5 separate regions of the Homo sapiens genome follow, and regions 2, 3, 4 and 5 are each linked to region 1. A link is a loop called in an ENCODE intact Hi-C map of the cell type or tissue named here. Cell type or tissue: B cell. All regions are shown on one strand. Region 1 has its middle 46 kb from the start of LINC00593. Region 2 overlaps LOC101929129 (a long non-coding RNA gene). Region 3 overlaps LOC107984788 (a long non-coding RNA gene). Region 4 overlaps LOC101929129 (a long non-coding RNA gene). Region 5 has its middle 110 kb from the start of LINC00593.

Region 1 (5,000 bases):
GCTTGTCATTCGTGGGCACACACAGGGGTGAGAAGCGTTGGTCTATCCCACACTTGGGGAGCACCTGCCTGGGACACTGGCTTCTCTTTATCACACCCCTCCTTCCTCAGCCCCATCCGCAATGGTTTGCTGGTTTGCTGCCAGCCAGGAAAAGTCCATGTCTCAGGCCAGACTCTCAGAGGCCCAGAGATAATGGCTGAATATTGATGCCTCCCAAATGCATTTTAGCGAAAATGTCTTAAACATGTAAAAGCCTTTAACATCCCAGGGAATAAATTTCTAATAATGACATTTCAGGCCCTTTAACATGCCTTGGCAAAACAATATTTCTAGATAGGAGAAGATGCCTTCCTAACATTGCTTACATTCTGTCATGTAATAATAACTGGAATTTGTACAGCATCTTCCTTTCAAAACATGCATTTGTTACTTCTCATTTAATCCACCTGTCACCTGGGAGGTACGCCAGGCAGCTTTCAGGATCCCTATTTTACAGGTAGGAAACTGGAGCTCAGAGAGGTTAAGGGACCTGCTTGTGGCCACCTAACTGAAGAGAAGCAGAGGCAGGTATGGACCCCCAAATCACCTGCCCCCAATCCCTGTGCTCCTTCTGGGCAGACTCACAACTTCCAGGACAATCCTGCCGGAAGGTACTGTGTACTAAGGGAGGTCTTGTGGTGTTTGCAGTAGAATCCCATCTTAAAAACCCCAGGGCCAGGTGTCCAGTTTAGCCCAACAAACATTGTCCTCCCTCACTGGGCCCTAAACTGGGTGAATGAGACCCAGGCCCTGCCTTTGAGAGCTTGAATATTAGAGCTTCATTTTTTTTATTATTATACTTTAAGCTCTGGGGTACGTGTGCAGAATGTGCAGGTTTGTTACATAGGCCTACATGTGTCATGGTGGTTTGCTGCACCCATCAACCCATCATCTACATTAGGTATTTCTCTTAATGCTATCCCTCCCCTATCCCCTCACCCGCTGGTAGGCCCTGGTGTGTGATATTCCCTTCCCTGTGTCCATGTGCTCTCATTGTTCAACTCCTGGTTATGAGTGAGAACATAAGGTTTTGGTTTTCTGTTCTTGTGTTAGTTTGCTGAGAATGATGTTTTCCAGCTTCATCTATGTCCCTGCAAAGGACATGAACTCATCCTTTTTTATGGCTGCATAGTATTCCATGGTGTATATGTGCCATATTTTCTTTATCCAGTCTATCATTGATGGGCATTTGGGTTGGTTCCAAGTCTTTGCTATTGTGAACAGTGCCACAATAAACATACATGTGCATGTATTTTTATAGTAGAATGATTCATAATCCTTTGGGTATATACCCAGTAATGGGATTGCTGGGTCTAATGGCATTTCTAGTTCTAGATCCTTGAGGAATCACCACACTGTCTTCCACAATGGTTGAACTAATTTACACTCCCATCAACAGTTGATGGAGCAGAGATGTGTTCTTACATCACAGCCTCCCCAAATAATATATGAATGCTTTTTTCCTCTAAGAAAGCAGCTATTTCTCTCCTTTTCAAGATGAAGTAAAAATAGCTCAGCTCCCAGATCCCACCCCCACACCCCCAGCCAACAGCTGTCCCCCAAGATGCCTCTGGCTGGGCTTTGCTTGAATCTGACATAGGCCCCTTGGGCAACGCATTAGCACCTTTTACGTCTCACCTTGGCCTAAGAGTTTTTGGTACAAAGCCAAACTTCAACAAAACTTGAAACCATTTTTTCTTTCTTTCTTTCTTTTTTTTTTTTTTTCCAGCAACACATTTAAATAAGCTTTTCTCAAATTGGATTTAAGGCAGTTTCACTTCCCTCTGCTCTTCTTCAAATCAAAACTTACCTTTCCTGTGTCCCATTTCTTCAGAGTCTTTCAGATGATTTAAAGCTCATCTGTTAAACCACTTTGCATTTAGAAGGATTTCACTAATATTAGAATAATATTTTACTCCTCCCTGAGAAAAATATGCCTTTCTAAACTCATCATTGCCTTAATCCAGCATTCCACAAAGTGTGTGTCTGCAAAGCACTAGGTCTGAAAAGGGCTTTGTGAAAATATTTTTCCGGTCAATGTGGTTGGAAGATCCTGCATACTAAGTCCCCACCTTGGGTCATTAGCATAGTAAGGGCTCTGAGAAGTCCTGCGGGGTATAAAATGCTTTACGTTTGTTTAAATCAGCATTGCCCAAACTTTTTGGGGACAGACCCTCTTAACGCTTTTGCACATCTTGAATCCAGGTGCCACCTAACACACCTTTGGGAAATTTTGTCAACATCCAATGGCTGACTCCCTTTGAGGATTTCAGGTCTGCAAATGGGTGAGGCAGGACTTCCTCTGTCCCTCCAGTCAAATCACCCTGCACCCTGCGTGCTATTCCCCTGGGCCTCTCCTCATAGTCTGTTGCAAAAGCAGCAGAAGGTGTCCAGGCTGTTTTCTGCCTTTGCCTGGCTGTATGACCATACTGCAGTGACTCAGCCTCTCAGAGACTCACCTGTGAAGTGGGAGGGTCCTGCTCCTTCTATCTCACGGGCAACAGGGAGGCTCCGGAAACAGCCTATGTTTCTAGAGCACCTCAGTATTCGTCATCCTAGATTCTACAGGGACCTAAGACCATTGGTTTCTTAAGCAGTGGACAGTAGGGAGCAAGTCCAGCCTTGCTTCAGAGTGGCTACTCCAGCTCACCAAACTCAGGATGACATTTATGTCCTCTCACATTCCTACCAGAGGCCAATCTTGGAGCTATAGCACTACTCGGAATCCCACATTTTGGCAATGATGCCCAAGATCGTGCCTGGTACTTATTGTGGAAGGGGGATGGGGCCAGGTCGTGGGAGAGGGAGGTGGTGCACCCCTCTCTGCCATCACTTCACCAGCGTGCAGTCATCACAGCCTGTCCTTGGCTTCATCCTTCCCCCGAGCCACACCTGTTAGCAATCTGCACTGGCGTGTGCAGTGCCTGTGCACGACAGCCTGGCTGTAGAAATCCCGGGGGAGTTATTTTTGTCGCTTACATACATACCTTGTGTGCAGTCAGACGGGGGTGGTGTTTATGTCTCAGCTCCCTTTTGCAAAAAGAAAAAAAATTACAGTGGAGCTAGAAATGTGTACATTTTGAACAGCCGCCCTCATGCACTGTGTATATAACTCTGCTGCATGAAATTTAAACATAAACTCGAGTTTTCTGAGATTGGATGGAGGAAAATTTGGCCATTGGCATCACGATTATTTTTCTGCACCAACTGCCAAAATCAGGCATTAAAATACAACACTTCCACCCCCAGAAAAAAAAAAAAAGAAAAAAAAACCACATTCACATCTATACAACCTAATTTTCTCTGGGGACAAGGTAGCTGTTGTTGATATGACATGTTTTTGTAGCACAAATGTTGGCTCTTCAGCCCATTTTGCTCTTTTATATACACTCAAATGTGAAACATCTGAGAGAACACACACCATCAGTTCAGAGCATTCTCCCCTAGCCTTGCTGTGAGCTGAGAATCTGTACCAGACTCCAAGACAAACTCTCCAGGAGCTGAGACTGTAAGGTTTGATTAACTGGCACAGAGGGAAAAGGGTGTCAGGCTGCTTTCAGGGTCTAAGGGTGGGTGATCTTGGCATTATTATAGAAGATGGTGGTACAAGTGGGGTGGAGAAAGGGGAGGTAAAGGGGATGTGTCCCTACTATGGCCACTGGAGAAATAAACAAAGCTAAGGCAAAGTCCATTGGGATTCAGAATGATCTTATGTGTGTGCTAAAAAGGGAGATGATGATGGAGACACATGCAGGCTTTGGACACAGATGGACCCGAGTTTGAATTCTGACCTAGGAAAGCTTCTTCCTGAAGAGGCTGCCCACTCCCTGAGCAGTGCAGGCTACTTCCTCCCGGGTGCCTGTTGGAGGTGCTGCACCAGCAGCCCAGACTTGAGTGTGAGTGGTCCCCTATGGTGGTCTTCATGGTTTGTTCCTTGTATGGTCAGCAGCCATTTTGGATTCTTCCTGCCTTCCTAAAAGGCAGCAAAGGCCCTTCCCTCACCAGCAGCCCCGATTTCCACCTCTGATACTCACATCACAATCAGGTCTTCAATGGGAGGGTAAAAAAGTTGAAGACTGTGATTCTCTTAGCTCGCCAACTTTTATAATACATATTTCTAAAGTTTGGAAACTCTCTTAATTCTTTATTTTTTTACTGCTATAACAAAATATCTGAGACTGAGTAATGTATAAGAAACAGAAATTTATTTTCTTACAGTTCCAAAGGCTGAAAGTCCAGGATCAAGCCCTGGCATGTTCAGTTGTCTGATGAGGGCCGCTCTCTGCTTCCAAGATGATGCCTTGTTGCTGTGTCCTCCAAAGGGGACAAATGCTGTGTCCTCACCTCTTCTTGTATGACAGAAGGGAAGAACTCCCTCAGTCAAACCCTTCTATAAGAGCACTAATCCTATTCACAAGGGCCCCACCCTCATGACTTATTCACCTCCATCGCCAGTGTTTTTGTATATTTCCTTTGAGGACTTGGAGAATTTTTTTGTTTTGTTTTGTTTCAGAAATATCCTTCTGCAAGGACAGCAGGGGCTATGCTAGGAGTGATGCAAATGCACCAAAGGGAGAAGCAGAGGAAAAGCCTGGACAAGGATCCAACAGACTTGGAACAGAGAGGAAGGGAGAGCTGAGTCCAGGCTACCTCCTTCCAGTCATCCAATTGCTGGAGGAAGAGAGGTCAAGAGGGAAAGACAGAAAGCTTCTTAGAGTGTCAAAGCAAGAGTCAAGGTTGCAGGTTGTGGAAAAAACGGGTTGGTGGGGTCTTGGGAGGGATTGGGAGGGTGGGGGAGGTAGATGTGAAACAGGGCTCTCAGGAGGTGACGTTCCCTGCCCTGGGTAGGCCTGAACCAGGCAGATGGCTTGGAGTGCGGGACCCTGCTAACCAACAGTCTGAAAACAAATGGCACAGGAAGCCCGCTGCCGGTGAGCCCAGTACCTACTCACCCTGTCCTC
Region 2 (5,000 bases), 130 kb after region 1:
CTAATATGTTGCCCAGGCTGATCTCGAATTCCTAGGCTCAAGTGACTCTCTCCTACCTCAACCTCCCAAAATGCTGGGATTACAGGCTTGAGTCACCTTTCCCAGACTAACTGTAATTCAAATTGCCCTCAACAGTGTGTTTCTTAAAGAAAACAATTTTTTTTTCTGTGTGTTTTAAAATGGACCGAATCATTTTACAGGTCACTCAATGATGGACTGCCATCTTCCAGGGTTGCCTTTCTTTGTGAACCTCCCGTTGCCTTTATTCCAAACCTCAAGGCTCACATGCCCCATATCCAGCCAGCCCCCAAATCCTGTTGATTTTCCTTAAATGGCCCTCTTTCCCAGGCCTTGCTCATGGCTTCTGTTCAGCATTTTTGTTACTCCTGAACTGTGACAGTTCCCTCTAGATCCTCCCCTTCCCAGTCAATCCCATGTCATAAATCTCCCCTTTCTAGGGATCCATCATGGGCCGCCCCTGTGCTGCCCCACCCTGTTCCTAGCCCTGTCAGGCTATCTTTCCGACACAACCTTATTCTGGGCAGCTTTTCTTGCTTGCCCAGCTCATTTGAAAACTCTTGAAGGAGACATCACATTTTAGGTGCCGCATGGATTTTCCAGTACATTCACATCTAACATAGAGTGAGCACAAAAAGAGGCCTGCAACACACACTTCCCAGTGACCAGTGGAGTGGTTAGAGCCATGCTTTCAAATCCAGTTGAGCTGGCCCTGTTTGTAGTTTGAGAAATATTCTGGGGCCCGATTTGCCAGTCTGAGTAACTAGGTGTGGCACCAAGTGTCGGCAGCTAATTGCTTTTAACCATTATTAATAGGTCTGCACTAATTATCTCTTGCACATAGGCAAGATTTTACAGATGAGAGAGGGAGGGAGAGGAGGAGTAAAGGGATGTGCCCAAGGCTACGAGGTGAGTGGATTGTCAGCATGGGGGCTAGAACCCAGGGATTTGCAGTCCTAGGTCAGGGGGTGCCTCCAGGTAGGGGTGGGGTGGAGAGGGGTGGTTTTGGGGGCTGCAGGGCTGGGACCGGGGAGAACAGCTCTGCGCAGGTTGGTGAAGCTACCGTCTTGCCTTCCCCCTCCCCCCACTCCCAGAATGCAATCTACCGAAACCTCTTATTAAAAGTATCCTGGGGGTGATAAAAGTGTCACTAGAGATTTGCTCATTTTCTAAACTGTCATTAAAAAGAAATTTATGGTCAGGGGAAATATAGGCAGTGGAGGGTGGAGTGTGGGCAGGGAGAGAGGGAGGATGATTTCAAATCAGTCCCTTAATAAATTAAAGATGCTCACTTGCAAGAGGGGCTTGGAAAAGGAAATTGCTAGAAACTCATGGCTTTCTCCATTCCAGCTGGCCGGTGTCCTCCTCCTGCACTCTTCCTCTCAACTACACTCCCATTCACACCCACCCCTCCCCTCCTGACAAATCCACAGGGCAAATGCTTCCTCCCTGCGGGCCCACCCCATCCCGTCCTCCTCCAGGAAGGCCTCCAGTTCCCCTCCCTGAGGCTTCCACAGCCCCACTGTCTGAATATTAGATAGACTATGTCTCACCCCCACTATACTGTAAGATCTTTGAAGGTAGGAGTCTTGCCTCGAACTATTGCATGAATCTTAATCAAGGGAGGTGGAGGTGATCTCATTCCCTTAAATTATTAGGAAATGTTAACCGAGAAAAGGGAATGAAGAACCCAAGGAGTTCAGACCTCATTTCACACACGAGGAGCCTGAAGCTCGGAGGGGAAATGGAACTCACCTCAGGTCACAGGGGAGCTGTGAGAACCCGCCTCTCCTGGGGTCCAGCAGTGTGCCCAAGAGCTTACACTCAGAGTCCAACTGTGCCCTCCCCACTCACTGGCTTGGGGAACCTTGAGAAAGTCACCAAGCCTCCTGTGCCTTGGGCACCAGAGTTGTTGTGGGTATCAGCTGTGACGCTGTTCGTGCTTTGCTCAGTGATATTTTTATTTTGCATCACTTTGTCATTGGCATCATGATGGCAGGAAGGAAGGCAGGGAAGCTCGAAGCTGTCAGGGCTTCAGTCTTTTGCCTGGACCCTCTTCACCTGCTCAGCAATTGTCCAAGCATCCACTAAGTGCCAAGTCCTGGGCTAGGCTTGGGAGATACAGAGACCAGCAGGCATGGCCCCAGCCCTAGACACACTTCAGTCTGGTGGGGAAACTACTGCTGCGAATGTGGGGGTCCCCGATGGCCTGGCTCTCACTCCTTCTGGGTGGGTTGTGGGTTCACATTTCTCCCCCCACTGGACTTTGAGTAGCCCTGCCTCTGGCTTTGGCCAAGCAGGACCAGCCCAGAAGGAGGCCTCTGGGGAAAGGAAGAGGGTGTGCCTGGCAGGGGTGGGAACAAGGGTGTGGGGAGCTCAGCAGGTGCTGACCACTGAGAAAGGGAAGTGAGAGAGCAGGTTCAGGCCAGGTTGCAGGCTGGGCCCGTGGGGATGAGGCTCTTAGGTCTGAGCCAGGCCAGCAAGGTGGAATAACCCCGCCTCCGCCTAATGCAGATGCTCAACTCTTGCCCTGAGTGAGGTTCAGGAAGAGAGGCTGGAGGCAGGGGGCAGTCCATAACAAAAGGCTGAGAGCTGAGCCTGCCTCAGACCTGCTCTGCTAGCTCCACAAGCTTCCTGCCTGGGCCTCCTTCCCCGGTCGGCTGGGCACGACGCTGTCCTCTGCTTCCTACCCTCCGAACTGAGGATCAGCTGAAGGCAGTCAAGGAATGAGCACTCTCTGAATGAAAAGAGCACATTTCAGAACCTCATGGAAGCCTTTTAGTGCACATGCCATGAGGCCTGGGTGGGGAGGGGAGGGAAGAGGAAAGGGAAGAGGATTTGACATCGAGATGGAAAGAGGGAACACAGAACTTCTGTGCACGGCATTTAGAACACAAACACTGCATCACTGAACCATGAGGCTGCAATGCAGACAAAAGAAGCCTGGAGAAATCCCAGTGGGTTTCTTGGAGGAGGGGAAGGCTGGTTTGGGCTTCACAAGTTTGGTGCACACAGGGAGAGGGGAGAAAGTAAGGCACAGGCCACAGCGGGAGGGCTTGGGACCATGGGGGCCCTGCAGGTCTGGCCAGGCCATGAGCAGAGTAGGGGGTGGGAGGCTTCCAGTCTCTAAGGGGCCTGAGGACCCAGGTCCCCGCAGCCCTCCTGACCCCCAGGGGGCCCCTCCAGCCTGTTTGGTGGGTTGTTTGCCAGCCTCTGCCTGGGAGCCTCGGCCTTCCATCTAGACATCAGGCCAGCCTCCACGTGGAGGCAAAGGACGGCAGATCAAGGATGGGCTGACGGGCAGGGGGTGTGATCAGTGGAAAGTTCTGCCTGCACAACAGCACACTGATGCCTCCGGGGCCAGCCTTGTCCTGCGCTCAGGATTTCTCCCAGCCTGGCTTGGCCTCTGCTTTACTCCGACACTATTTTTATGCCTCGATACCTCACTTTGCATCTGTGGCTCTCTGTTTTGCTTTCTCTCTCTCTCTCTCTCTCTCTCTCTCTCTCTCTGTCTCTCTTCTCTGCCTCGTTCTGAACATCTCTGTCTGGCTCGCTGTGTCTTGCTTTCCCTGTGTGTCTCTCTCCATCTCTGTCCCTCTCTCTCTCTCTCCCTCTCAGGACTCCCTGACCCGTTCTGTGTGACTCTGTCCATCTGTGACCTGCCCTCTGTTACCACAGCACTAGCTGACAGATGCTGAGAGTCTAGGCTGGAGAAGTTTTTCGGGTTCCAGGCAGGCGTCCTGGAGACTTCAGCCTGCAGGGAGTGCGGCTCCTTTTGCTTTAATCTGGGGGGAATCTGACATTGGTTTCTTTGACCTCCTCTGCCTTTGATCTTTATCTTTGAAACCCTGTGTTGTTAGAATGCGATTGACTTCAGATGTTCTCATCCTCCCCAGAAAGCTGAGGGAACGCAGGGCAGGGGTCTGGCTGGGTGATCCCCCAACATCACATGGGCAAAGATCCTTCAAGGGCTCTGGGCTTCAGGCTGGACACCTCCAGCAGGCTGAGAGGCTGTTTGTGAAGCCTGCAAGCTCTCATACAGTGGAGGGCCATGTGGTACATGGGAACACCCGGGGCTTCAGGAAACAGACCTTCCTGGGTTCTAACCCCAGCCCTGCCATTGCTGCCTGAGTGACTCGGGACAGGTCGTAACTCTGAGTTTCTGTTTTCTCTTCTGGGGTTTCCATTTTCTCACCTCATGGGGGTAAAACTGAGCATGAGAACTTGATGCACTGATACGTGAAAGTGCCTCATGGATTACTTAGTATGTAGCTAGTGCTCAAAAATGTTCCATTTCCTCTGCCTTCCTCTTCCCTCTCTCCAAGACTTCATTCAAGTCCAGGCTTCGCTGGAGCAATAGAACATCCCTATAATAATTACAGGGCCTTGCTCATCATCCCTGCTTTGCAGGGCACAGAGACATTGATAGATACACCACTCTCACCCCACACCTTGTGCATGACCAGCATGTGGCTATTTTTACAGCATCTCCAGGGCTTATCAGCCCTCCAGCTCTCCACCCGCATTCATTCACTGAGGCGTCAGGTCATAGCAGGACCCAGAGAGTGTAAATGACAAGCACAAAACCAACAATAACAATAAAGTAACCGACTTATACAGCGCTCTTGTGCCTGCAAAGTCTTCCTTCAGACAGACTTTGTTGCTTTTCATGAGACTCCCCAAGAGGTTACAGATAAGAGGCCAGACCCACCAACAGTGACCTAGCAAGTCAGGGACAGAGCTAGGACTCAACCCCTGGTCTTCTGACTCTCAGACTAGCCTACCGTGTGTCACCAGCAGGCTTCAAGCACAGCTTTTAGAGACTGCAACTCAGCTGGTGTGTGCTGGGGCCTGTGAATCTGCATTTTAGTAAGCTCTCAAGAATTCTCATGCAGGTGGTCTCCTCCAATCTGAGAAACATCCCTCCCCAACACGTGGATGAAAGAAAGTGATTCTTGCTCAGTTCTCTCCCTAAAGTGGCA
Region 3 (5,000 bases), 130 kb before region 1:
TAATTGAGTGTGAGCTTCTCAGCAGCAACACTGAAAACTACAAGCAAAGAAGCAGTATCTTTAAAATTCTGAAGAAAAGTGACTTGTGAAATAGAATTTATGCCCAGCCAAATAGCAACCCACAAGAGCGCTAAAGAATTTTTTAAATGACAGTCCCCCCACATTTTCCTTGCATTCTCCTTGTCTCAGGATGCTGCTGGAGGGACTGTTCTGCTAAAATGAGGCGGTCAACCAAGAAAGAGGAAGACATAGAATCTGCAAAGCAGATGACCTGGTGGAGGAAAAACTGAAGGGATATTAGGATTGTGTGGAGAGATGCTAGGTTTGCAGCAGGGCCCAGGCACAGAGCACCATCTCTTCCTGTCAACAAGGCCCCACTGTACTGTCGCTGGTGCTGTGGATCCCCTGAAAGCAGACTGACTCTCATTCCAGCCCCATCTGTCTTCCCCAGCTACCTCACCCACTGCAGCTCCAAGGCCAGTCTCCTTGCACACCCTCCACAGGGCACATGGAGACTTCTGGAGTCCTCCATGCATCACAGGAATTGAGGAAGACTCTGGCATTCTGTCATCTGCTGTGTTGGTTTAAATGCCCCAGCCCAGTTGCCTCATCTTTTAAAAAGGATAATAATTAGCACCAATGTCACAAGGCCAATGTGAGAGTTTATATTTGCAAAGCACTTAGAATGACATCTGTCACATAGTAATGCAATATCGGTATTTGTTAAAATACATTATGTAATGATGTGAAGGTGAAATAGTAGTAGGCTAGAAATGTGTCACTTTAAACTTTAAAAGCTATGGCAAGTTCATCATCTCCCATTGGTCATGTATACCTAGACACTCCCAAATGGACCTTCCTAAAAGCACTTCAACTTGTGATGCCAGTGCAAGTCTGGCCACATTGATTCCTGCTGAACATAGGTTAGTGATTCCTCCTTGCTCTGTGGAAGAGGTCAGGGTTCTATTCTCAGGCCACTAGGATCTGCTCTGCTGTCCCCTCCAGAGTCACCTTGAACCAACCCTTCCTTCCCACTTGTCCTCCAGCTCTGGAAACTTTCTTCAGCATCCTTTCATAAACTGTGCTCCCTCTTGCTTCAAGACCTTCACCCAAGCTATTCCTTGTGTCTGCGTGGCTCCTCCTGCCACTATCTTCTCCTTCCTTTAGCCAGCTCCTGCTCACCCCTTGAATCTTGTCTGGGTTATCATTTTTTGCAAAGAAGTCTTCCCCAGACCCAAAAGAGATGATAAATCCCGTGATGCATTCTCATCCATGTTACGTTTAATTCTTACATTCAGCATGACCTGCAATTGTTTGGGTCATCCATCCATCCATCCATCCATCCAACAAATGCTTATTGAATGTCTATTGTATGCCAGGTACTTTTCTTGGCCTTAACCATATAGCAGTGAACCAAACAGACAGAACCCCCTTGCCCTGGTCTCTAGCAGTTATTTGATGTATATGTGTTACAAAGCAATCTCAAAACAGATATACCCAATTTGGGGCCCAGCTCTATCACTTCTGTTTCATAAACAATAGAATTTCTTTTCTCGTGTCCACTCTGTGCTGGGCTCCTGCAGTACAGACATAAAAGAGATAATTACCACACGTTTGTCTTTGAGAAAGTTACTTAATGCCTCTGATCCTAATTTCCTATATGAAAATTTTCTCTGCCACCTTTGAGGGGCCATGAGGATTAAATTACTGGACAGTTCTCTCTGTTCATGTAAAAGGGCTGTCGCATATGCAGTTGAACAGCAGAAGCCTCTTAAACAACCTGAGATCAACCATCAAAAACACAAGAGCAAGACTCCTAAGCAGTTCTTTGCTTACCACTATATTCCTAGTGTCTAACAGGTACCTGGAGGAAAGCAGTCTTTAATATATTATTTGTTAAGAAATAAGCCAATGAAATACTGCTACCTTCCCTAGAAAGATGATGGATTGAAGGCACAATCCTACTCCTATGAAACTCATGAAGATCTCCTCGAGCAATGGCAGGAAACAGAGCTGCTGACTAGCAGTTTCGCGGGAGGTTAAAAGAAGAGAAGCCCCACCCAGGCGGAAGGTCGCTGCGGTTTCTTTGGTGAATGATCCGTGCCCCAGCTCTCCCATTTAGACCCTAGTTAATCTGGCTACCCTTGTAACCAGGCCAGCCCTCTAGAATAACAGAGCCTGAAGTGAGGAGGTGGGAGGAACATTCATGAGTGGGTAACCCTGTGACTAATCCAGAGAAACAGTTTCAAGACTGGTGGTTCACCCCAGCCTTGTTTGTGTCTAATTTCCCCAGGGGCAAATCAGCCCCTTCATTTCACTCTGAGGTTTAGGGTTTCCCCTAGAGCTCTTGGTGAGACTCAGCCAGGATGTTTTGCATAAGTGTGGGAAGTCTTGGAGGTGGAAGTAGGAAATGGGGTGGAGAGTAAAGGTGAGACTGGATGGGGGGCACTCTGTCCATCCCCACTTCTGAAAAGCTTTGGCATAATTCAAATCAATTGTTTCTTCCCAGGCTATTTTGCAGAAGAATTAACACCAAAGGAGACAGAAGAATTGAGCCTTTTAAAACAAGTTTTTGTTTTTTTTTCCAGGAGAAAGGTGGGGAGAAAAATAAGAGCTGGAAAACACATGGCCCTAAACAGGTGAGAAGTAATAGGCCCTATCTTTTGTATCTGGGCCAGCCATAATTCTTGACAAATAGTGTGCATTTCACAAATGTTCATCAGTGAGTTGAAAGAACATGGGCTCTCAAAGCAGATCCACCTGGTTTGGGGCCTGGCTCTATCACTTCTGTTTCATAAACGGTGGCCTTTTTTTCCATGTGTCCACTCTGTGCTGGGCTCCTGCAGTACAGACACGAAGGAGGTAATTACTGCACATTTGTCTCTGAGAAAGTCACTCAAGGCCTCTGATCCTCATTTTTCCTATATGAAAATCTTCTCTGCCTCCCTTAAAGGGCCATGAGGATTACGCTGGACAGTGCTCTGTCCGTGACAAAGGGCTGTGGCATCTGCGTGCAGTTAAACAGCAGAAGCCCTCTTGAGCAACCTGCAATGGACCAGCTTGCTAGATTAATGTAGACTCTCCACACTACTCAGCTAGCACTGTGCCCATGCCTGGGATACACTAAACCCTTGAAGCTAGCAGCTCCAACTGAAGCTTCTCTCCAGTTTTCCTGGGCACATATGTTTCCATTGGTTGAGCTGTGTGTGCTTACTGAGGGCTATTTGTATTTCTTCTCAACCTGTACCTGTTACTCTGATTAAATAATGCAATCCATCATTTCATAATGCAATGAAATATGAGTGCAAAAACGTAGAGTTGTTTCTTTGCAAGCTAAAGTGAGTGCTTTGGAGAGAATCAATGCATGCTATAACGGAACAACCTCCTGGTGAATTCAGTGTAAGTGCGATAACTATAAAGGTTAGAGGAAAAAACAACAAAATAGAGTCTTTGGCATTCAGTTTTATATTCTCTTTCACTTTAAAGAAACAGAGACTACATATTGTTGGTGCTACCTCGTGGGCGTGATTTATCTGGGGAAGAATTCCAAACAGCCAACCCAGAGAATCCCCCATTTTCTATGACTGTCTTGGGAAAGTGGGTCTGACAAAGCTGAATCTCATCAGATTCAAGAGGGGGTGTTCGGTGGCTTTAATGCTTCTCCGTAAAGTGGATGGGAGAGTGTCAGGGCTAACTCAAGCCACAAAGGGTTCTGAGAACCTCAGAGCTGGGAAGGGCTTCATGTTCACTGGGCCCAGGCATCCCCTGGGGTGGGCACCTCCACCGCAGTCCCACTGCCAGGTGGCTGCCCAGGCTCCTGACTGATGCCCCAGTGACTCAACACCACTGAGACCTGGTTCGGTTTGAGTCGTATTCTGGTAAGCGTGCCTGACTCACTCTGCTCTCCCTTCTCTGTGCTCCTTGATGTACCCTCCTTTACCCCCAGGTGAAAAAGCTCCATTAACTTTGTCACAGCAGGTCCAGAAAGAAGCTAACACTGTAATATGAATTAGCTTAATATATTCTCAAGGTACCTATTTTCCCAGCAGGACAAGGCCTGCTTATCCTTTCAGATAATTCTTCATTCTTTCCTAGGGCCTTCCCATCTCTCCTAGCCCCAAGATCCAGGTCCTTCATCCAAAAGACCTACCCTAGGCCCCATTTCTGCACATTTCCGGCAAGATTCTGCCTGATCACTGCCTCAAGTTGATAGGACAAAATATTGTACCTGGGATCAATAAAAATTCTAATTCTAGCACTTTTTTTTTTTTTTTTTGAGACGGAGTTTTGCTCTTGTTGCCCAGGTTGGAGTGCGATGGCGTGATCTCGGCTCACTGCAACCTCCGCCTCCTGGGTTCAAGTGATTCTCCTGCCTCAGCCTCCCAAGTAGCTGGGATTATAGGCAGCTGCCAACATGCCTAGCTAATTTTTGTATTTTCAGTAGAGATGGGGTTTCACCATGTTGGTCAGGCTGGTCTCGAACTCCTGACCTCAGGTGATCTGCCTGCCTTGGCCTCCCAAAGTGCTGAGATTACAGACATGAGCCACTGTTCCCGGTCTAATTCTAGCACTTTCTAACTCTTAGACCTTGGCTTACATAATTAATGTTTCTAAAAGCTGTGATTTTTTTCATTTGCATAATGGAAATTGAAATAGCTCATTGTGATGGTTCTTCATTCAACATGTTTTTAAAGTCCCTACGAGGTGCTCAAGCACTCTGCTGCTGTGATACTGTGGGTACATGACTGGGAAAGCCAGAGGCCATCTGATACAGCCACAGGAATGAAGCTTTGCTGGTTGATAGATGGGATAATGCAGGGGTTGGCAAACTTTTTCTGTAAAGCGCCAGATAGTAAATATTTTAGGCTTTATTCTGCCATAGTAGTGCAAAAGCAGCCATAAACAATATATAAACAAATGGGTGTGGCTCTGTGCCAATAAAACTTCACAAAAAACAAGCAGCAGGCTTTGGCTTGTAGGAAGTAGTTTGCCTACTGCTG
Region 4 (5,000 bases), 99 kb after region 1:
CCCAGGTCCCCAACTCCTCAGAAAAGAGAATATTTTAGAGAGCATCTCCTAGGAGCCAGAACCTTACATAAATTCTCCTTTAACACTCACAACATCCCTTTTTGACAGTGTTTGTTGTCTCTGTTTTATGGAGAAAGGAGCTGAGGTTGGGGAGATTAAGTATCTTGGTCAAAGTCACAGAGATGGCAAGTTGCATGGCAAGATTTCAAACTCAAGCATTTGGACCTCAAAGTCAGAGCTCTTTCCACTATACCTCATCATGTCAGAGCTGCAGAGCATCTAGACTTGGGTATGGGGCACAGAGCTTTGATTCTAGCTCTGCCCCCACTTCTGTAGCACCTCGAGACACTCCCTTGTTCTCTCTAAGCTTCTGTTGTCTCATATGCAATAGGAACATTACATGCACCTAATCCAGGCTCAATCAAGGTGAATGCAAACATGTTGCTCCCCGAGCTGTAGAGAGGAAAGACAACTGGTATTTTGGGAGGGTGATTTTGACAGCATCTTTCAAAATTTTGGATGTGTGTGTTCTTTTATCTGGCAGTTCTACTTCCAGGAATTCATGTTAAAGAAACATATTCACATGTGAGTAAGAATGCATGTAAAAAGATGTTTATTTCAGCATTGTTTATAATAGCAAAAAAAATGGAAATAATATAAAGGCCCAAAGAAATTATGCATATCCATGATACAAAATGCTATTTATCATTGAAAAGGATCTACTGATGCAAAAATGTCCAAGATATATTACTTCAAAATAATAAAGTAGATTTATATATGATGGCACAGGAAGATCACAGGAAAGTATTTTAAGTGAAAAAAATAAATTTTAAGATGATCAATAAACCTACATATGCTTATTTATGTTTATACGTAGAGAAAAAATCATTTGGAAGGAAACACATCAAACTATTCACAATGGCTTCCTCTAGCAGCAATAAGAAGATGATGACTTCATTTTTTGTTTGTTTATATTTACTTTCTACATTTCTATATTGTTGAAAATGTTCACAAGTATGTATTCCATTTGTAATGCAAAGAAAGAGCAGAATTCTAGTGCTGTAAGAAACTTTGAAGATCACCACGGCCCAGAGAGAGAAGCCAATTTCTCGCTGTCATGCGGCCGGCCATTGGCTATCAGGCTGAAACCCTCTTGATGCCCAGTCCAGGCCGGCTTCAGCATCAGGGCAAGCTCTTTGGAAATCACAGAAGCCACAGAAGGCTGAGGAATTGATGATCTAACACAAAGGAAACTGCACCAGTCAGAGAGCAGAGATCAGCATGTGGGCCTGGCTCGGCCACCTACCTGCTGGGCTGGGCTTGAAGCAGGGGAGAGGCCTTTTCCAGCCCTTGTAGTACCCAAAGGAATGCCACCCTGAGGTCTCAGGTCAGGCCTCTGCTTAGCACGTGACCATCATGCTCCCCAGCAAGTCCCCCTCATTCCCCTCTGGCCCTGCCTTTACTATCCTCCCTGAGTGCCATGGACACAGCAGATGCACAATACAGGCAGCCTTGAATTCTACCAGGGAGGCTAGGAATGGCTGGGTGGCCTGTGGTCATGACCTGCCAGCAACTGGGTTGGAAGAGAGGACTTCTGAGCCCTGCAACTGACGCCATAGGGGCATGACTTTGCATTATCTGGAGCCAGTTTTTCCCTCCAGAAAATGGGCATAAGGGTGACCCATTCAAGCCATCATAAATAATGTACCACTTATAAAGCCAACCTCTCTAACTGTCCTGGGCTCATGTGACATTTTATCAAGAGCCCATCATGTCCTCAGTGTGTGTGGGTCCCAGAGGGGCAATCTCACTCCCCTCCCCTTCCAGTCACCCCTTACTGTCTCCTCCTAGAGCTGTGACCACCTGGGAAAACAGGACATGAATGCATGAAGCCACGGTGAGTCAGCAGATGGCGTGTCGTTCTGTCTGAGCATGGCAGGAGGTCAGAGAAGGGAAAGCCCCGAAGATGCCATTATGCAGAGCCCTGGCCTCCACCTCCCAGCAAGAGCTGGACCCAGCCTGCAAGCATGGCCAGCATGATTTCTGACGAAGCTCCCAACAGATGTGGCTTTCCAGATTCAGGTCTTTGCATTAGGGAAGAGGTGGGGAGGTATGTGAAGCAGTAAACAGAGATGCCGAAAGTTCTAAGTGCATAAAGTAAATATAAAGTAAATGTATATTTGGGAGAAAAGGTGAAATAGCTCTCTGAGTTTTCCTCTGATATGAAGCCTTTGCTTGAATCTTTAGACATGGTCTTTGTGTTTCACGTCCCGTGTTCTCAGAAGGACTTGGTGCTGTGTTTCTGTTGACATTCTTGCCCTGCCCCCACGATAGGGAGCTGGACAACCCATGTGACCTTGTTACACCAAGTAGGGTCTGTGGACCAGCAGCATCGGCATCTCCTGGGACCTTGTCAGAAACAGAGAATCTCAGACCCCACCCAGACCTACTGAATTTGAATTTGCATTTTTGCAAGGTCTCCAGGTGTTTCCGGCGCACAGTCATACTTGAGAAGCCGCCTGGCTCCAGGACGCAGGTTTCCCCTGGGGGTGTGCACTCATGCAATGGCAGGCATGTACCCTGACTTTAGGTGGTACAAGAGTGAACATTTACTATTTTCATGGGTTTTAACTTCAATGTCCCTTTATAGCAAATGGTGCATCATGTACAGAAATGGTAAGTTGACATAAATGGTGTATTTTAAAAGTGAGTCAATTCAAAGAAAACATTCCCTGACTAATAGTCTGGGGTGCTGAGAAATGACACCTTCAAAGGTGGGACAAGAATGGCTATTTCCAGAAGTGATGATCCAGTTTAGGCCCCTCAAGGAGGTAGGAATGAAGGGGCTGCTGCAGAGAGATGGGGGCTTGTCCAAGGCCAACAGTGGGAGTGTGGTGACGGAAGCGGACTGGAACTCAGCCCTGTCCAGGTCAGCAGCGCCCCTTCCTCCCTCTGCCCTGGTTGCACAGCTCGGCCTGAGGCTGGCTCTGCAGCCAGGGTGACGTCAGGAACTGGGACATCTGCAGGTGATACCATGCATATGCACAGAGTGCATGGCTGTTACTACAAACAAAGAGAATGTGTAGTCAGTGGAGCCCAAGGCTGAGCCATTTGGAGATGAACTGTCTCCCCTCCACCCAGGAACAACAGGGCACCCAACTCTTCATTCATGAATAAACATTGTAAGCTGCTCTGTGCAGGCTGAGAAGCCTAATGTTTTCTAGGTTTTCTAGATATGTTGGTGAGGTTTTGCAAACAGGAAATCTGAAGTTAGAAAGGAATTGGTCATTTACCTTCCCAGCCATCTCATGGACTTTGCTCAAATCTCTCAGATGGAGTCATTCACACACACACATACACACACACAAGCAACTTCACGATATGTTTAGGTTTTCTCTAAAGTTTTCTCAGCTGTGTTTGTACTCCCTGAGGTTTAGGGCTGTCGGTATCTGTTTTTTCACTTCTTCTACAGCACAGAATTGAGTAGTAAATTCTCTAGTCTCCTGTCCCCTTCCCATTGTCTTTTGCCTAGCTCCTTATCCTGGCATTCAAGGCTGCCATCGCTATGGCCTCAGTCTAACTTTCCAGGCTGTTTCCCATTGGTATCCTCTGCACACGATGTTCCAACCAAAATATGCCATGAGCCACATATATGAAGTTCAAGACCAGCCTGGGCAACAGGGCGAGACCCAGTCTCTATTAAAAAATAAAAATAAAAAAAGAGTAAACCACATGTGGTCAAACCATGCCCATGCTCTGCAACCTTCACACCTACTAGCTTTCCACAAAAGCTGTGCCTTTGCCTAGAATTTCCCTCCACCCTTGAAATTCTTCTCCCTTAGGGCCCAGCTTAAATGCCCTCTCCTCCAGGAAGCCTCTGAATTGTCCCCAAGCCCTTGAAACTCCCATAGTCCTCTATTGCTACCTCATTGTGACATTTAGAACAGGTCTTGAGTTTCAGCCTCCACAGCTGTAGGGGAGTGTTCCCTTTTCTCTGTGTTCCAGGCTGCCCAGCCCAGGCCTGGCTCATAGAAATCCCACCAGGTAAAATACTTTGGCCCTAGGTAAGTCCTGGGTTTGATTCCCAGCTTTGTTGGGACTACTAGTCAGGGTTGATGCTGGGTAAATTACCTAACCTATCTACTCAGCTATAAAATAGAAATATGAATCATGCCTTCATGGAGAAGGCATGATAGTAAAATGAGGCAGCGGGTACAATGTGCTTAACATTCTGCTTGGCACCTATTAAGTGTTTAATATATCATAGCTCTTATTCGTGTTATTGATAATAATAAAAGCAAACATTAAATGGATTGAAAGATAAAGTCATAAAATCTAGAACTGGATGGCCTCTGCAGGTGTCTGGGCCACTGGCCCATCCTGCCCACCTGCCCACAGGCCCCTTTGCCCTGCTGTGCCTCCCTCACATTCTGGCCCCAAAATGGTTGCTCCTGGCTGCTCCCTGAACCCAGGCCTGCCAGAAACCCTCTCCTTTTCCTTTACCCTGTGTCTCCAGTAAAGATCACAGGCATTTTAGGGGTCTGCAGTCTTCTTTGGGTTAAGAAGCAATGATCTGGTGCTAGCTCTCATTTTATGGGGAAGGAACCTGGCCTGGAGGGAAGGAGGTGTTTGCAAGGGAGGAGGTGCTCTCCAGGGAGGAGGTGCTCCCCAGGGAGGAGGTGATCACCAGGGAGAGGGTGCTCACCAGGGAGGGGGTGCTCACCATGGAGGAGGTGCTCCCCAGGGAGGAGGTGCTAACCAGGGAGGGGTTGCTCACCAGGGAGGGGGTGCTCACCAGGGAGGAGGTGCTCCCCAGGGAGGAGGTGCTTGCCAGGGAGGAGTCCTCGCTACCCCAGAGCCACGGCACTCAGACCAGCAGGGCTCTGCATTTTCCAGAGTGGCATTTCCCCCCTCTAGGTCTGGCACAGATGTGGCTGCTGAGAGCCTGCCTCACTTATTCCTGTTTTCAAAGAACAATGACCCTTTCCTCATCCATATCT
Region 5 (5,000 bases), 150 kb before region 1:
CCTCCATTCACCTCTTCAGGAAGGAGTCAGAGACAGTGAAAATGAAACTCTGAAAAGTCCCCATGTTTTGCTTTGTGGATGGTAGAGCCAGGAAAAGAGAGGGTCTGAGAGGCGCTTGTCTTTGCATGCAGTAAAGAGGGGTATGGGAAGAATGGCCCCTTTGCTGCTGGCCTGGGGGAGCAGGTTTAGAGCCCAGGGACCTGGGGGAGGTGGCAGCTCTGGGGAAGAAGGGGCTGAGTCTAGGCTGAGTCCCTGGGGCTAGAGGCCAACCCTTAAGCAGCCAGCTGCCTAGAGCAGAGGGCAGGGGAGGGCCCGGAACTTCTGGGGTGGGCCTGCGGCGTTCCTTTGTTTCTCCATTCTCCTCAGATGGCACACAGCACCAGCTCGAGGAACCAGAGTCATTTGGTTGTTTTCCCCAAATGTGGAGGATTCTTTCCCCTTTCCCTTCTCACGTGTTGCCAGAAGCTGGGCTTCCTGGGGGTTCTCATAAACCCAGGCGGCTCTGCAGTCATTTTCATATAGAACGTTTTCCCTAAATAGCTGAGAAGGCCAGCTGTAGCTGCTGGGACAGAAAACAGCATTGGCTGCTGGGGGATGAACACAGATCCTGTTCTTGTGCTTGGCAGCCCACTTCCCTGGAGACACAGCAAGTCATGGGGCCTCTGGCCTCTGCGCCACCCACTTCAACTCCAGCCACTGTTACTTGCCAGTAGAGGTCTGAGGTAAATGACTTGATCTCGCCAAGTCTGTTTTCTCACCTGTGAAATGGGAATAATGACAGTACAAAGAAGGGTTGTGGTCCCCAGAATTTAATGAGACACCTGCGGAAAGCACTCAGTAGGGTGCCTGGGTGAGTTCTGTGATGTTAATGGTTTTAATTACTACTGACCCTGCATTGGCACACACTGCAGGGGCTCCGCCCTAGTTCCTTTATTTGCTGATTTTCCATGGATAATTATAATGCATCTGATATGCTAGCCACCCTGCCTCCTCAGTGGTTTTTGAACTCTCCCCACAAATTGCCACCTCTGCAATTTCACTTGGGCTCTTTTCTCCTCTAAAAATGCTTCTCATGAGTATTTGTATTCACACCTGACCAAGACCTCATCATTCCTCAGGGTGCAGCTAAGGTCCGTACTCCTTCACTACAGCTTTGCAGTGGACCCAGGAAGGAGCTCTTCCTCTCTTCCCCCAAAGCTCAGAATTTCTTTTTCCCTTCCCTTCCCTTCCCTTCCCTTTCCTTCCCTCCCCTCCCCTCCCCTCCCCTCCCCTCCCCTCCCCTCCCCTTTCCAGGGTTTGGCTCTGTTGCCAGGCTGGGGTGCAATGGCACAATCTTGGCTCACTGCAACCTTCACCTCCTGGGCTCAAGCCATCCTCCCACTTCAGCTTCCTGAGTTATCTGGGACTACAGGCGAGTGCCACCATGCTGGGCTAATTTTTGTATTTTTGGTGGAGACGGGGTTTCGCCATGTTGCCCAGGCTGGTCTCCAGCTCCTGGGCTCGAGCAATTCACTTGCCTCAGCCTCTCAAAGTGCTAGGATTACAGGCATGAGCCACTGTGCCCGTCTGAATTTCTTTTTGTTTAATTATTTTTTTTAATTGCAGGAGCTTTAGGAGTACAAGTAGTTTTTGGTTACATGGATGAATCACACAGTGGTGAAGTCTAGACTTTTAGTGTACTTGTTACCCGAATAGTGCGCATTGTACCCAATAGGTAATTTTTCATCTGTTACCCCTCTCCCACCCTCCCTGCTTCTGAGTCTTCAATGTCCATTAAACCACTCTGTGTGCCATTGCATACCCATAAGTGCTCGGAATTTCAATGAACCTCTGTTAGAGAAAGGCAGCATCATGCAGTGCACAACTGTGCAGCCTCTGGGTGCTAGATCAATGCACACCTCTAGCTGTATGACTTTGGTTTTTCTGTGCCTCAGTTTCCTTGTGTGTCAAAGGGAAATAATACAAATAGTGCTTTCTTCACAGAGTTGTTGTGAGCATGGAATGAAGTGATACCTGTAAAACACTGACAGTACTACCTGAGAAGGGCTCATTGAAGGTTGGCTATTTCCATGAAATAATCTTCAAAAACATGAATTTTAATGGCTGTATGAACTTCTATTGTGTGGGTAGATCATAATTTATTTAAACACCCCCTTATTGTTGAGCATTTCAGCTGTTTCCAATTTTTCACCATTATAAATAATGCTGTAGTGAACATCTTGTATATAAATCTTTCTGTTTATCTCTGATTGCTTTCTTAGAAGAACTTCCCAAATCTTGTTTGTCTAAGAACAAAGCTCTGTCCCCAGACTTTTAAACAATGCCCTTTGAAATAAAAGTAAAGGCTATTTTCCATCAGAGTAAGAAACATATGGAACATGTTAACCAAGAAGTGGTTCAAGAGGAAGGTCGAAATAGGTTCAAGATGGGTTTAGATCCATTTCAAGATGTCTGACATAGAATGAGTTATAAAGCTCCCCTCCAGCCCCCTTTCCTCCAGAGGAAAGGAAGGGTCTTGATCCTCAGGGACCACCGATTTCTCTCGTTGAGGCAGTTCCAGGGGGCTTTGAAGTTCTCAATGTCAGAGAAACAACAATGACAGATCAATAAAAGAAGGCAGTCTGCGGGCAATCCAAAATTCCTCCAGCCAGTAGGGGGCGATGTCGTCTGTTTCTCTTGGCTGCCTGGAACCTGGTAGTTTTTTTTGTTTGTTTGTTTTGTTTTGTTTTTTGCTAACAAGGACTCCCTTTATTGATGACCTAAAACTTTGGCTTACATTTTATGTATCTCTCCTGTCTGTTTTTCGTTCCTTCCTCCACTTCATACCTTCCAGCACTCACACATTCATTCAGGAGAAATCCAGTGTGTTCTTCCTCTGGGCCAGACATCAAGATGGTTTTTAGACTTCTATCTGGAGACACTTGCATTGAAGGCTCCACCTCACACACATCCAACATATTAAATATAATTTTTTTCTGTAGAATTATAGGAATTTTTTTTTTTTTCTGAGACGGAGTCTCGCTCTGTCACCCAGTCTGGAGTGCAGTGGCGCAATCTCGGCTCACTGCAAGCTCCACCTCCCGGGTTCACGCCATTCTCCTGCCTCAGCCTCCCCAGTAGCTGGGACTAGAGGCACCCGCCACCACACCCGGCTAATTTTTTGTATTTTTAGTAGAGATGGGGTTTCTCCGTGTTAGCCAGGATGGTCTCGATCTCCTGACCTCGTGATCCGCCCGCCTCGGCCTCCCAAAGTGCTGGGATTACAGGCGTGAGCCACCGCGCCCGGCCAGGAATTATTTTTTATAACTTCGCTTTGAAATTATTTGGCTACTCGTCATTCATTTGATGCTTGTTTCGGTTTGATCTCTCAGCGATTATGAGGGGTACTCAGGAATTCTTGCGAAGTAAGAAAATCTAACTTGCACATTGTTTTCAGATAGAGTGAAGTTTTTATAAATACTAAATGAAACCATTAGTGAGGTTGATGTAATACTTTGTTTTGTAGACATTCCATTAAAATTTTACTAATTTCCATTGCAAAGTTTTCCCTTGATGTTTTGGATCTCATAATTTTGTTTCTGGGTCTCATACTTTTTTGGAGATCTCTCAAAAGTTCTCAGACCCTCTAGCACCAAGCAGATAAGAGAGCCCTGCCACGCTGGGAGATGGAGGGATGAAAGACTCTGTGCGGACTGTACAGAGCTGCTGGGCCACAGAGCTTGTCAGTGGACAAACTCCTGTTACCAAAGAGTAAGAGTACTGTTACATGAAATGTGATCAGGATACAGTGAAGATATCATCTTCCCTGAGCGTCCTTATGGAGAGGAGGGGCTCAGTGGAGACTTGAAAGAACAGACATCACCGAAGCCAGAACATGAATGCTGAACAGGACTTTTCTGATTCGAGGAGGAAGGGCATTGCAGACGAGGAAATAGCACATGCAAAGGGGCTGGACGGGAAAAGAATATCTGAATAGACAAAGGTGACTCAGCTGGACCCGCAAACAATGATCTCTAGGCCCTTGTTTTTCCAGACGAGCAGCACTGGCATCACCTGGGAACTTGTCAGAAATGCAGACTCTGAGGCCCCCAGAATCAAAACCTTTATTTTAACAGGATCCCAGGTGACTGGAATGCACGTCAGGGTCCGAGAGGCAGGCTCTAGTTCTGACAGGATCAGAAATAGGTCTCCTGTAGCCAGAGCAGAACAGCAGTTGTCTAAGTTGTTTTCAAGCTTGGCCTGAGAATTCAGTCCCTGAGGGCTCAGACAGTTTCACCCATTGCTTGGAGGGTTGGGGCTTTTCCTGCTCAGGGACTCTTCCACCCGCTGGGCCTGCATCGTCCCTTCTGCTGGCCTTTGCTCCAGACAGCCTGTCTTGCCTGATGGCTCCTTCATCTGGCACACCACCGATTACCTAATAGACTGTAGGCTATGTGCTTACTTTATTCCTGTGAGTAATTGATCACATTAGGATGAGCAAGGGGCAGCATCAGGAAGAGAAGAGAGAAGAGACATCAATAACCAGGGGAAGGAAACCATGCTACAGTCAGCTAATTAGATGTCTCACTGAGGCAGCTTTTTAAACAGAATGGTCCATCTTGCTGTTGTCGGTTGACCATGCCCTCCCCTGCTTCTATGTGTGGCTGGGCTTTCCGATGAGTTAGGGGTGGTAAGTAGTAAGAGCTCCAGACCGAGTCAGAAAACTTGGTTGCCAGGCTAGGGGATCTTAAGCAAATTAGTTATCTCTGGGCCTCAGTTTCATCAACTGTAAATTGGGGAGGGCTGGATCAATGGGTTACAAACATGGCTGATATCAGAATCACCAGAAATACTTCTAAAAACATAGATTCCAAGGTCACATCTCCTAAATGCTGATACAGTCGGTACAGGGTGAGAATAGGAATCCTTGTGGCAAAAAGCATCTCAAGTAACTCTGACACAACTGCATGGGAAACTGGGAACCACTGGGTTGGAAAGATAACCTCTAAGCTCCTGCCCGG

What was found. Peaks named below come from ENCODE experiments on the same cell type or tissue, not always from the same donor. Only the 100,000 strongest peaks of a DNase experiment are listed, where the experiment ranks them.
Region 2: it touches region 1 in a loop (6-fold over the local background); 2 of 110 quality-filtered maps call a loop at or near these places.
Region 3: it touches region 1 in a loop (11-fold over the local background); 3 of 110 quality-filtered maps call a loop at or near these places.
Region 4: a loop joins it to region 1, with 13 times the contacts of the local background. A loop is called at or near these places in 2 of 110 quality-filtered maps.
Region 5: a loop joins it to region 1, with 4 times the contacts of the local background. A loop is called at or near these places in 2 of 110 quality-filtered maps.

What each region holds. Positions count from the first base shown.
Region 1 is chr15:69,879,005-69,884,004 of GRCh38, forward strand. No RefSeq gene overlaps it. Among named protein-coding and RNA genes, the nearest start is that of LINC00593, 46 kb to the left of the region's middle. RefSeq lists an enhancer at 2,343-2,632. In B cell, no CTCF peak of the experiment used is centred here; DNase peaks (open chromatin) are centred at 1,757, 2,327 and 2,997; H3K4me3 peaks cover 667 bases; H3K27me3 peaks cover 842 bases.
Region 2 is chr15:70,012,643-70,017,642 of GRCh38, forward strand. The region is part of intron 2 of LOC101929129 (a long non-coding RNA gene); the gene reads right to left. Among named protein-coding and RNA genes, the nearest start is that of MIR629, 64 kb to the right of the region's middle. RefSeq lists enhancers at 2,260-2,763, 4,170-4,219. In B cell, no CTCF peak of the experiment used is centred here; DNase peaks (open chromatin) are centred at 1,919, 2,509, 3,579 and 4,149; H3K4me3 peaks cover 593 bases; H3K27ac peaks cover 4,074 bases.
Region 3 is chr15:69,753,568-69,758,567 of GRCh38, forward strand. LOC107984788 (a long non-coding RNA gene) reads left to right here. Exons shown (of 3, transcript XR_001751592.3): 2 at 2,589-2,639. Among named protein-coding and RNA genes, the nearest start is that of LINC00593, 79 kb to the right of the region's middle. In B cell, no CTCF peak of the experiment used is centred here; a DNase peak (open chromatin) is centred at 2,204; H3K4me3 peaks cover 1,443 bases; H3K27ac peaks cover 1,225 bases.
Region 4 is chr15:69,977,525-69,982,524 of GRCh38, forward strand. The region is part of intron 2 of LOC101929129 (a long non-coding RNA gene); the gene reads right to left. Among named protein-coding and RNA genes, the nearest start is that of MIR629, 99 kb to the right of the region's middle. RefSeq lists enhancers at 1,841-1,900, 2,731-2,790. In B cell, CTCF peaks have their summits at 2,855 and 3,059; DNase peaks (open chromatin) are centred at 1,967, 2,457 and 2,947; H3K4me3 peaks cover 1,389 bases; H3K27ac peaks cover 2,033 bases.
Region 5 is chr15:69,726,696-69,731,695 of GRCh38, forward strand. No RefSeq gene overlaps it. Among named protein-coding and RNA genes, the nearest start is that of LINC00593, 110 kb to the right of the region's middle. In B cell, CTCF peaks have their summits at 2,642 (motif pointing right) and 2,844; a DNase peak (open chromatin) is centred at 2,666.